Linked DNA regions of Homo sapiens: region 1 is linked to region 2. The links are chromatin contacts, found by Hi-C or POLR2A ChIA-PET in ENCODE. All regions are on one chromosome and are shown on one strand. Each heading gives the region's core, a stretch centred on a gene start or an enhancer-like site at or near the end of the contact. The rest is flanking DNA. Distances are from core to core; before and after follow the strand shown.

What was found. Hi-C counts contacts between places; a loop is a spot of excess contacts on that map. ChIA-PET counts read pairs that join two places held with the same protein, here RNA polymerase II (POLR2A). Pooled maps may share reads with other maps.
Region 1: a loop to region 2 is called in a pooled map, with 9 times the contacts of the local background. The contact joins the promoter of PSMB4 here to the promoter of RPRD2 in region 2. A Hi-C loop is called at or near these places in 6 of 50 pooled maps. POLR2A ChIA-PET finds 5 or more read pairs at or near these places in 2 of 52 experiments (CD4-positive, alpha-beta T cell and activated T-cell).

Annotation. Positions count from the first base shown.
Region 1 is chr1:151,396,274-151,401,089 of GRCh38, forward strand. PSMB4 (proteasome 20S subunit beta 4) reads left to right here and starts at 3,300. Exons shown (of 7, transcript NM_002796.3): 1 at 3,300-3,454; 2 at 3,708-3,914; 3 at 4,169-4,315; 4 at 4,491-4,572. The coding sequence starts at 3,315. RefSeq lists enhancers at 2,657-3,379, 2,980-3,029, 3,380-4,101 and a silencer at 3,870-4,027.
Region 2 is chr1:150,360,774-150,366,011 of GRCh38, forward strand. RPRD2 (regulation of nuclear pre-mRNA domain containing 2) reads left to right here and starts at 3,374. Exons shown (of 11, transcript NM_015203.5): 1 at 3,374-4,146. The coding sequence starts at 3,942. RefSeq lists enhancers at 1,669-2,611, 2,592-2,661, 2,822-3,131, 3,882-4,161, 4,645-4,934.

The DNA of each region.
Region 1 (4,816 bases), core at 2,050-4,549, 1.0 Mb after region 2:
ACCAGCTTGGCCAACATGGTGAAACTCCATCTCTACCAAAAATACAAAAATTAGCCAGGCATGGTGGTGGGCACCTATAATCCCAGCTACTCAGGAGGCTGAGGCAGGAGAATTGCTTGAACCCGGGAGGTGGAGGTTGCAGTGGGCCAAGATGTCTTATGTCTTGTTCTCACGGTTCTCACGTTCTTTTGAATATTGCATCATCAGTAGTTAGCAGTTTGCTTTCTCTGACATCCTACTCTCAGGAGGGATGACTCTGGATCCTCTCATTTAAAAAATTATTTTATATATAGATAAAATATATAGCTATATTACCCCACCGGTAACATAGCTTCTAAAAGCTCAGGGTCACATCCCTGAGGTGACCCTCTCCTGCCTTAAAGTGTCTGCCTGAGAAAACTCAAGGCTGCCAAAATAATTTACTTTGTTCCAGCCAATACCTGAGAATAGGCCAGGGGCAGTGGCTCACGCCTGTAATCCCAGCACTTTGGGTGGGCAGCTTTCTTTCTCTCTCTTTCGTTCTTCCTTTCCTTCCTTTCCTTTCCCTCCCTCCCTCTCTCTCTTCTCTTCCTTCCTTCCTTTCCTTTTCCTTCCTTTCCTTTCCCTTCCTTTCTTTCTTCCTTTCTTTTTCTTTCTGTCTGTCTCTCTTTCCTTTCTTTCTTTCCTTCCTTCCTTTCCTTTCCTTCTTTCCTTTCTTTTCTTTCCTTTTTTTGAGACAGCGTTTCGTTAGTTCTGTCACTCAGGCTGGAGTGCAGTGGTGCAATCTTGGCTCACTGCAACCTCTGTCTCCTGGGTTCAAACAAATCTCCTGCCTCAACCTCCCAAGTACCTGGGATTACAGGCGTGTGCCACCACACCCGGCTAATTTTTGTATTTTTTGTAGAGATGGGGTTTCATCACGTTGGCCATGCTGGTCTTGAATTCCTGACCTCAGGTGATCCGCCCATCTAAGTCTCCCAAAGTCCTGGGATTACAGGCATGAGCCACCGCGCCCGGCCTGAGGTGGGCAGATTTCTTGAGCTCAGGAGTTTGAAACTAGCCTGGGCAACATGGTGAGATCTCTCCTGGTCTCTACAAAAAAATACAAAAATTAGGCCGGTCGTGGTGTCTCACGCCTGTAATTCCATCACTTTGGGAGGCTGGGGTGAGAGGATTACCTGAGGTCAGGAGTTTGAGACCAACCTGGCCAGTGTGATGAAACCCCATCTCTACTAAAAATACAACAACAACAACAAAAAAAAAATTAGCTGGGCATGGTTGTGCACCCCTGTAATCCCAGCTACTGAGGAGGCTGAGGCTGGAGAATCGCTTGAACCAGGGAGGCGGAGGCTGCTTTGAGTTGAGATCGTGCCACTGCACTCCAGCCTGTGCAACAGAGCAAGACTCCCTCTCAAAATAAGAAAAAAAGAAAAAAAACAAAAACAAAAATTAGCCGGGTGTGGCATCTGTAGTCCCCAGCTACTCGAGAGGTTGCAGCTGGAGGATCGCTGGAGCCGGGGAGGCAAGGGTCGCAGTGAGCCGAGATCATGCCACTGCACTCCAGCCTGGGTGACAGAGCCAGACCTTGTCTCAAAAAACAAACAAACAAAAGACACCTAAGGACAGTGTTGAGGATGGTATCCTCACCAGTCTCTGTGGGAGGATGGAATCCTAACTTCCATAAATGCCAGCTAGCAGACATCATTGACCTAAGCACATTTACATTGACTAATTCTGTAAATGTTCACTTCCCTGACTCTACTGACCCTCTGTCTCACTGTCCCCTAACCTCATTTTCCCTATAAAATACCCATTACTTGCATACAAATTGCAGTTGAGTTCAGTTCATGCTGAACTGTTTTTCCTTATTGTAGTAGTTATTACTGATTGAAATCTGTCCTTTCCACTTTAGTGTCCGGCTTTGTTTATCTTTGACAAAATTCACCAGTTTGATTCAAGACAGTTTCCAGCCCCTGCTATGGAGTTACACTGAGAAGGAAACCCCTGGAATTTAGTTTCACCCCTACACTTCCAATGGAATTTTTCTGTTTCTTTAGAGGTGGGCAAGGGCCCTTGACAATAAGGAAACTTTCAGACTTGTCTAAGGTCCCACAGAGAGTGCTTGATCCACCTGAGCTATCACACCCCACAGGGTATACACAAGTGTATTCTTTTTTTTTTTTTTTTTTTTTTTTTTTTTGTGACAGGGTCTCGCTCTGTTGCCCAGGCTGGAGTGCAGTGGCGCCACCTTGGCTCACTGCAACCTCCCTCGGGTTCAGGCGATTCTCCCACCTCACCCTCCCAAGTAGCTGGAATTACAGGCCTGGCTAATTTTTTGTTTTGTTTTGTTTTGTAGAGGTGAGGTCTCACCATGTTGCCAAGGCTGGTCTTGAATTCCTGGGTTCAAGTGATCCTCCCGTCTTGGCCTCCCAAAGTTCTGGGATTACAGGCATGAGCCACCGCACCCGGCCCTGATTCCTTTTTTTATTCTAGCTTCAAGATTCAGTTCTACCGTTATCGGCTGTGTGACTGGGTAAATCACTACACCGCAAGCCTCGGTTTCCTATTTACCAAATGGGTCGAATAATGCCTGCCACATGGGGCTGCTCTGAGGAGTACAGATGTAAGAGATCCTGTGTTCACTGATATTTTCATGTGGGCTTTTTGATAATGATACAAAAGGAACATGAGAACTGTGACTTCTAGGCCGGGCGAGGCGGCTTACTCCTGTAATCCCAGCACTTTGGGAGTCCGAGGCAGGCGGATCACCTGAGATCCGGAGTTCGAGACCAGCCTGGCCAACATGGTGAAACCCCATCTCTAGCAAAAATACAAAAAATTAGCCAGGCGTGGTGGCAGGCGCCTGTAATCCCAGCTACTCGGGAGGCTAAGGCACGAGAATCGCTTGAATCTGGGAGGCGGAGGTTGCAGTGAGCCGAGATCGCGCCACTGCATTCCAGCCTGGGGGCCAGAGCGAGACTCCGTCTCAAAAAAATAAAAAATAAAATAAAAAATTGTGACGTCTCACTCAGGATCAGCGTCTTTAAGTGGCCACCTCCCCACCCCACCTTCATGCCTCCCTCCTCCTTGAATCGTGTGTTAGAACGCTGTGATCTGGTCCAAACTCCACGGAGATGCGATGCGATGCGAAGCGATGTTGGGCAATTTCAACTCCCTGTCTCGGTCGCCACCTAGGATTACTGCATGTTCAGCTACGACCTCATCAACATGGCTGCTGGAAGTCGTCTACAGGAAAAAGAAAGAAATGACACTGAAGGATCACTTCCGCTTCCGTTGGCGCAAGCGCTTTCATTTTTTCTGCTACCGTGACTAAGATGGAAGCGTTTTTGGGGTCGCGGTCCGGACTTTGGGCGGGGGGTCCGGCCCCAGGACAGTTTTACCGCATTCCGTCCACTCCCGATTCCTTCATGGATCCGGCGTCTGCACTTTACAGAGGTCCAATCACGCGGACCCAGTAAGTTCTCGGCGCTTTCGTTTGCGTAGCGGGAGGGACCGTGGGGCCTGGTGCTGCCGGCTGGTTTTGAGAGCCCGGGAAGGTGAGGCGGGGACCCCGGGGGCGCGCGAACGGCAGGGGAGCTCAGGGCGCGGAGTCCTGGAGAATGCAGAATAATTGGAAGGAATTATAGAAAATCAGAAGCGCAGCTCAGTGCGCGGAAAGAGGGCGCAGTCCATCCCCCCTCTCAGCTCCCACCGTTCTCACTCTTTAGGAACCCCATGGTGACCGGGACCTCAGTCCTCGGCGTTAAGTTCGAGGGCGGAGTGGTGATTGCCGCAGACATGCTGGGATCCTACGGCTCCTTGGCTCGTTTCCGCAACATCTCTCGCATTATGCGAGTCAACAACAGTACCATGCTGGGTGCCTCTGGCGACTACGCTGATTTCCAGTATTTGAAGCAAGTTCTCGGCCAGATGGTGTAAGTCATCCAGAGAACAGGAGAGTGGTTCCCAAGTAGAGAGGGGAGTCCCCTGTTTTTTATTCCCTTCGATGGGATGGGGGGACTTGTTGCAGCGGGGGACTGGAAGAGTTGTTGGAGGTGGGCGATCTGTGTTTGCAATAAAGTTTTTGGCATTAGGTGTAAAATGGGGGAAGGTGTGGTAACTTCTTTTGGGGATGGGTGGAGACCCCGACTTAATTCTCTCCCTTTTCTCACAACCAATTCCTTTTAAGGATTGATGAGGAGCTTCTGGGAGATGGACACAGCTATAGTCCTAGAGCTATTCATTCATGGCTGACCAGGGCCATGTACAGCCGGCGCTCGAAGATGAACCCTTTGTGGAACACCATGGTCATCGGAGGCTATGCTGATGGAGAGAGGTTCATATGAATACAAATAACTTATTTCCTTTACCACCCAACCTAGTACCTGTGTAGTATCTCTTCTGTCTCTTCTCCCCAAGTGAATCCCACTTTAACTCAGACCCCATGGTCCCCTTCTTCAGCTAAGATGAATCTAAGGTGAAATGAGTTTTGACCCATTGTGTCCTGTTAGCTTCCTCGGTTATGTGGACATGCTTGGTGTAGCCTATGAAGCCCCTTCGCTGGCCACTGGTTATGGTGCATACTTGGCTCAGGTAAGTAGTAAGTCTAGAGGTGGGGGAAAGGGAAGACAAAAGGAAATGGATTAGTGGTTGTCTGCTTTTCTCCTGAAATTCTGATATGAGGGATGGGCTGGGATCGCTATTACTGGGCAGATGGTTTTCTTTGTAGTCTGGGGGCTGTAGGTGTTGACACTGATTCCAGTGACAAGATGACATGACTGGGAGTCAGTAGACATGCAAAGAGAGGACACCCTAGAACTTCTTCCTGAAGTGGCTC
Region 2 (5,238 bases), core at 2,124-4,623:
CTTAGGTGATCTGCCCATCTCGGCTTCCCAAAGTGCTGGGATTACAGGCATGAGCCACTGCGCCTGGCCGATTTCTTTCTTTCTTTTTTTTTTTTTTTTTGAGAGGGAGTTTCAGTCTTGTTGCCCAGGCAGTAGTGCAATGGCGTGATCTTGGCTCACTGCAACATCTGCCTCCCAGGTTTAAGCAATTCTTCCGCCTCAGCCTCCCAAGTAGCTGGGATTACAGGTGCCTGCCACCATGTCCAGCTAATTTTGCTTTGTTTTATTTTATTTTATGTATGTATGTATGTACTTATTTTGAGACAAAGTCTCACTCTGTCACCCAGGGTGGAGTGCAGTGGCGCGACCTTGGCTCACTGCAACCTCCGCTGCCCAGGTTCAAGCAATTCTCCTGCCTCAGCCTCCTGAGTAGCTGGGATTACAGGCATGTGCCACTGCGCCCGGCTAATTTTTTGTAATTTTAGTAGAGAGGGGGTTTCGCCACATTGGTCAGGCTGGTCTTTAATTCTTGACCTTGTGATCCACCCCACTTGGCCTCCCAAAGTGCTGGGATTACAGGTGTGAGCCACCGCACCTGGCCCTGTATTTTTAGTAGAGATGGGGTTTCACCATGTTGGTCAGGCTGGCCAGTTTCTAACTCTTGACCTCGGGCGATCCACCGGCCTCGGCCTCCCAAAGTGCTGGGATTACAGGCATGAGCCACCGCGCCCGGCCTTAGGTTGATGATTTCTTACAAAAGTAAACATATTCTTACCATATGATGTAACAATTGTGCTCCTTCGTGTTTACCCAAGGAGTTGAAAATATATTCACCCCAAAAGCTGTACAGAGATGTTTGTAACAGCTTTATTCATACTTGCAAAAATGTGGAAGCAACCAAGATGTCCTTCAGGTGAATGGATAAATAAAACTGGCACATCTGGACAGTGAAATATTATTCAGCACTAAAATGAAATGAGCTATCAAGCCATGAAAAGACATGGAAGAAACTGAAATGCATTTTTTTTTTTTTTGAGGTGGAATCTCATTCTGTTGCCCAGGCTGGAGTGCAGTGGCCTGATCTTGGCTCACTGCAACCTCCGCCTCCCAGGTTCAAGTGATTCTCCTGCCTCACCCTCCGGAGTAGCTGGGACTACAGGCGTGCGCCACCATGCACGGCTAATTTTTGTATTTTTAGTAGAGACGGGGGTTTCACTATGTTGGCCAGGCTGGTCTCGAACTCCTGACCTCGTGATCCACCCACCTCGGCCTCCCAAAGTGCTGGGATTACAGGCATGAGCCACCGTGCCCCGCCTGAAATGCATATTATTAAGTGAAAAAAGCCAGTCTGAAAAGGCTACATACTGAATGATTTCACCTATATGACATTCGGGAAAAGGCAAAACTATGAAGACAGTAAAAAGATTAGTAGTCGCTAGGGGAATAAGGGGGAGGGAAGGATGAATAGGTGGAACACAGAGGTTTTTAGAGCAGTGATACTGCTCTGTATGATACTGTAATGGTGGATACATGCACATTTGTCCAAACTCAAGGTATAACACCAAGAGCGAACCCTAATGTAAACTATGGGCTTTGGGTGATAATGTGTCAGTGTAGGTTTGTCAGTTGTAACAGATGTATCGTTCTGGTGCGTGACATTGATAATGGGGGAGGGTATTCATGTGTGGGGGCAGGTGGTATATGGAATTCCTTGTGCTTTCCACACAATTGCCGTGAATCTAAAACTGCTCTAAAAATAGTCTATAAAAAAGTGGGTCTTTGGCTAGAGTTACAGAAAAAAAAAAAATGTGGGGTCAGGACCAGGCATGGCGGCTCAAGCTTATAATCCCAGCACTTCGGGAGGCTGAAAGCAGGAGGACTGCTTGAGGCTAGGAGTTTGAGACCAGCCTGGGCAACATAGGGAGACTCCCCCTCTCAAAAAAATGTTGTTGTTGTTGTTTTGTTTTTTTAGCTAGGTGTGGTGGTGCAGGCCTGTAGTCCCAGCTACTTGTGCTGCTGAGGCAGGAGGACCACTTGAGTCTGGGGGATTGAGGCTGCTGTGCGATATGATAGTGCCACTGCACTCTAGCCTTGGCAGGGACAGAGCGAGACTGTATTTTAGAGCCTTTGCACTTGCTGTTCCTAATGCCAGCATGTTCCGCTCCCCGTCTCGCATATCTGCTTGGTTGCTTTTTTCTCAATGTTCAGATCGAGTTATTTCTTTCGAGAAGACTTCCTGGTTCACCATACCACCATTCTTATACTGGCGCGTGCGTGCCGTGCACACGTACACACACGCGCGCACACACACACACCCCTTTCTCCCTTACCCTGCTTCACCTTTTTACAGAATTTAATACTGTCTGAAATGTACTTGTTGGTGGTGTCCTGCCACTAAATCCCGGAGGGAACGGATTTTTGTCTGTTTTGCTCCCCATGATCTAAAACAGTACTTGGCACAAGAGGTTCAACAACTCGTTGAATTAATGAATAGTGGACATGAACTTGACAAAACAGGTTCCCTGCCTCAAGAGGCATGGCCGCAGTGAGGAGACGTTAAAAGAATTAAAACTGTATATGTTTAGTGGGAACACAGGAGCCTTTAAATTAGCTCAGAGGATTTACATAGATACCTGCGATAAAATGGTTCGTATAAGGTTCATATAATAGTTACGTAAGACTCTTGAAAACTGTAATGTATTATGCAATTTTAAGATTGTATCATAGCTGGCGAAAATGAGGTCACATCTTGCCATTCTTTTTTCGCCTCGAAAAATTTTATGAGGAAAATTTCCTTTCACTTCCTCATTTATTTCCTTTTCCTGTAACCTAAATGGTCAAGCGGCTGTGAATGTTATCTTCTATGGGCAGCAATAAATACGGTTTGGTGTCGGAGTCTGCGTAGTGAATGGCTCACTGGATCTGGCGCATGCGCATCTTTTGTGGTGCCGCAAGATGGCTGCCAGCCATTTTGTCGCGCGTTGCTCCTCCGAGGAGTTGGGGGCGATGGCTGCAGCCCCCTGAAGACTAACAGTGGTCTCAGTGGTGGGAATTTTCTGTCTCTGTTGTGTGAGCTGAACACACCCAAGAGAGCGGCCAAAAGCAGCAAAGGGCGGGGCAGGGGAACCCCCCCACCCGGCTAACCTTAGTTATACCAGCTCCCTCACCCATCCCTCCCAGTTTTTCCTTCCATCCCGTTACACGCTTATCTTCTGCGCAGGCGCAAAAATAATCGTAGCGCCTCCTGGGCCCTGGGGGCTTCAGAGCTCCTGCGCGCGCTTGTGGTTCTCCACTCCTGATTGGTCAGGTTGCCCCGCCATCACGCCTCCCTCTGCTTTCAAGGTTGAGAAGGAAGCAGGGGTAGGGGGGTGGGGCCAAGTGGCGCGTGCGCGATACTGTTGCTGCCCCTTTGCTGCTATTGCGTTGCAAAAAAAATCCTGACTAGGTAGCCTTGGACCTTTTCTGTGCTAGCGAGTCTAAAGGAAAGAAAGATTTCTGCAACTGAAGGGGCAGTCGGGTAGTATTACATTTAAGATATTAACGCCCGACCTGGCTCACAGGAGTGTGGGAACAGGGGCGGGGAAGGGCCTTAGCACTGAGAGCCGAAAAGTATAAAACGATTAGTTTCGGCGTCAGGCGTTTTGAAAGGCTTTGCAGGTCCTGTTTTCTGCGTAATTTTTCCGTGATTACTGACTGGTTTAAACACGACCCCTTGAACAATATTGATAAAACCTCCGAGACCCGCAGCCCCTCCTTGCAGCGTGTAGGAGCTGCCAGCGTGCCCAGCAGCTGGTGTTCCCGTCCGTACCTCCAGAAGAGCCCAGCGCGTGCACCATCCCCACCCCCTAGCTTCCCTCCCCACCTACGGCTTTCACGCACTCGCAGTGATTGTTTTGCCCGCTCCCGCCGCCGCCGCCGCCGCCGCCGCCAGAGGAGCAGCAGCGCTTGTGCAAACCGGGAAGATGGCGGCCGGCGGCGGCGGAGGCAGCAGTAAGGCCTCCTCCTCGTCGGCCTCTTCGGCAGGGGCTCTGGAGTCCTCGTTGGATCGAAAATTCCAGTCGGTAACCAACACCATGGAGTCCATTCAAGGCTTGTCGTCTTGGTGTATAGAGAACAAAAAACACCACAGTACTATCGTCTATCATTGGATGAAGTGGCTCCGGAGATGTGAGTGTTGGGGGTGACTAGGGAAGGGAAGACTGGGGAAATGGAAGGAAGTGTGGCCTGAAACGCTTGGGGTTTTCCCACGGAGCCGCAGCATTTGGTTGGGGTTGTTCACATTAAAGGTTTGACCCCAGTGGTCCCAAACCCAGACTCCATTCCTAGCCAGGATTGTCCTGAATTGCAGGAGACTCATTTCTTGGGTTTTTTAGCCATTGAATTGTTGTGACCTTGGGCCGTTGGGCCCAGATCCATGGAGATTTACGTATATTGTTTTTAATATTTCAGAGCCTTGTAAGGTGTATTGATTTTTCCGAACCTTCGCGGAAATTGTAGCGTCTGTTTATTTCTTACAGGCCTTGACGTGTTAATGATTTCTGGCTTTCCTGATGGTAGGCGAGCTGTGGTTTTAAGCAGTAGTAAATCCAGTGATGTTTAATGAGGAGTGCCTTGTCTGGATGAATGTATCTAAAACTTGTGATGTGTAGTAAGGAGAGCCTTACCTGGATGAATGTTAAGAAGCAGCATGAGCTCTACATAGATCTGAGGCACCACCGGGTTTTCCCTGTACCTGTGTTTGCTGCAATAAAATACAGGTTTCTTGGATACTGACCAGAAACAACTGCGATACAGTAGTCAGTATCATCGTTAATACCTTCAAATATAAAGCGTGTCCAGTTCCTCTTTTTTTTTGAGACGGAGTTTTGCTCTTGTCGCCCAGGCTGGAGTGCAGTGGCGCGATCTCGGCTCACTGCAACCTCCACCTCCCGGGTTCAAGCGATTCTCCTGTCTCAGCCTCGCGAGTAGTCGGGATTACAGGCGCCCGCCACCATGTCCGGCTAATTATTTGTATTTTTAGTAGAGACGGGGTTTCATCATTGTGGCCTGGCTGGTCTCGAACTCCCGACCTCAGGTGATCCACCTGCCTCGGCCTCCCAAAGTGCAGGGATTACAGACGTGAGCCCCCCGTGCCCGGCCCCGTTACTTTTTAATTACCTGAAATACCTTTTTACACAATTGAGTTGATCTCATGGGTAATGTGCACAGGAAATGTGCTTTTTGAATATGTAGTACCTTTTTCTCCAGTTATGTTTTTTT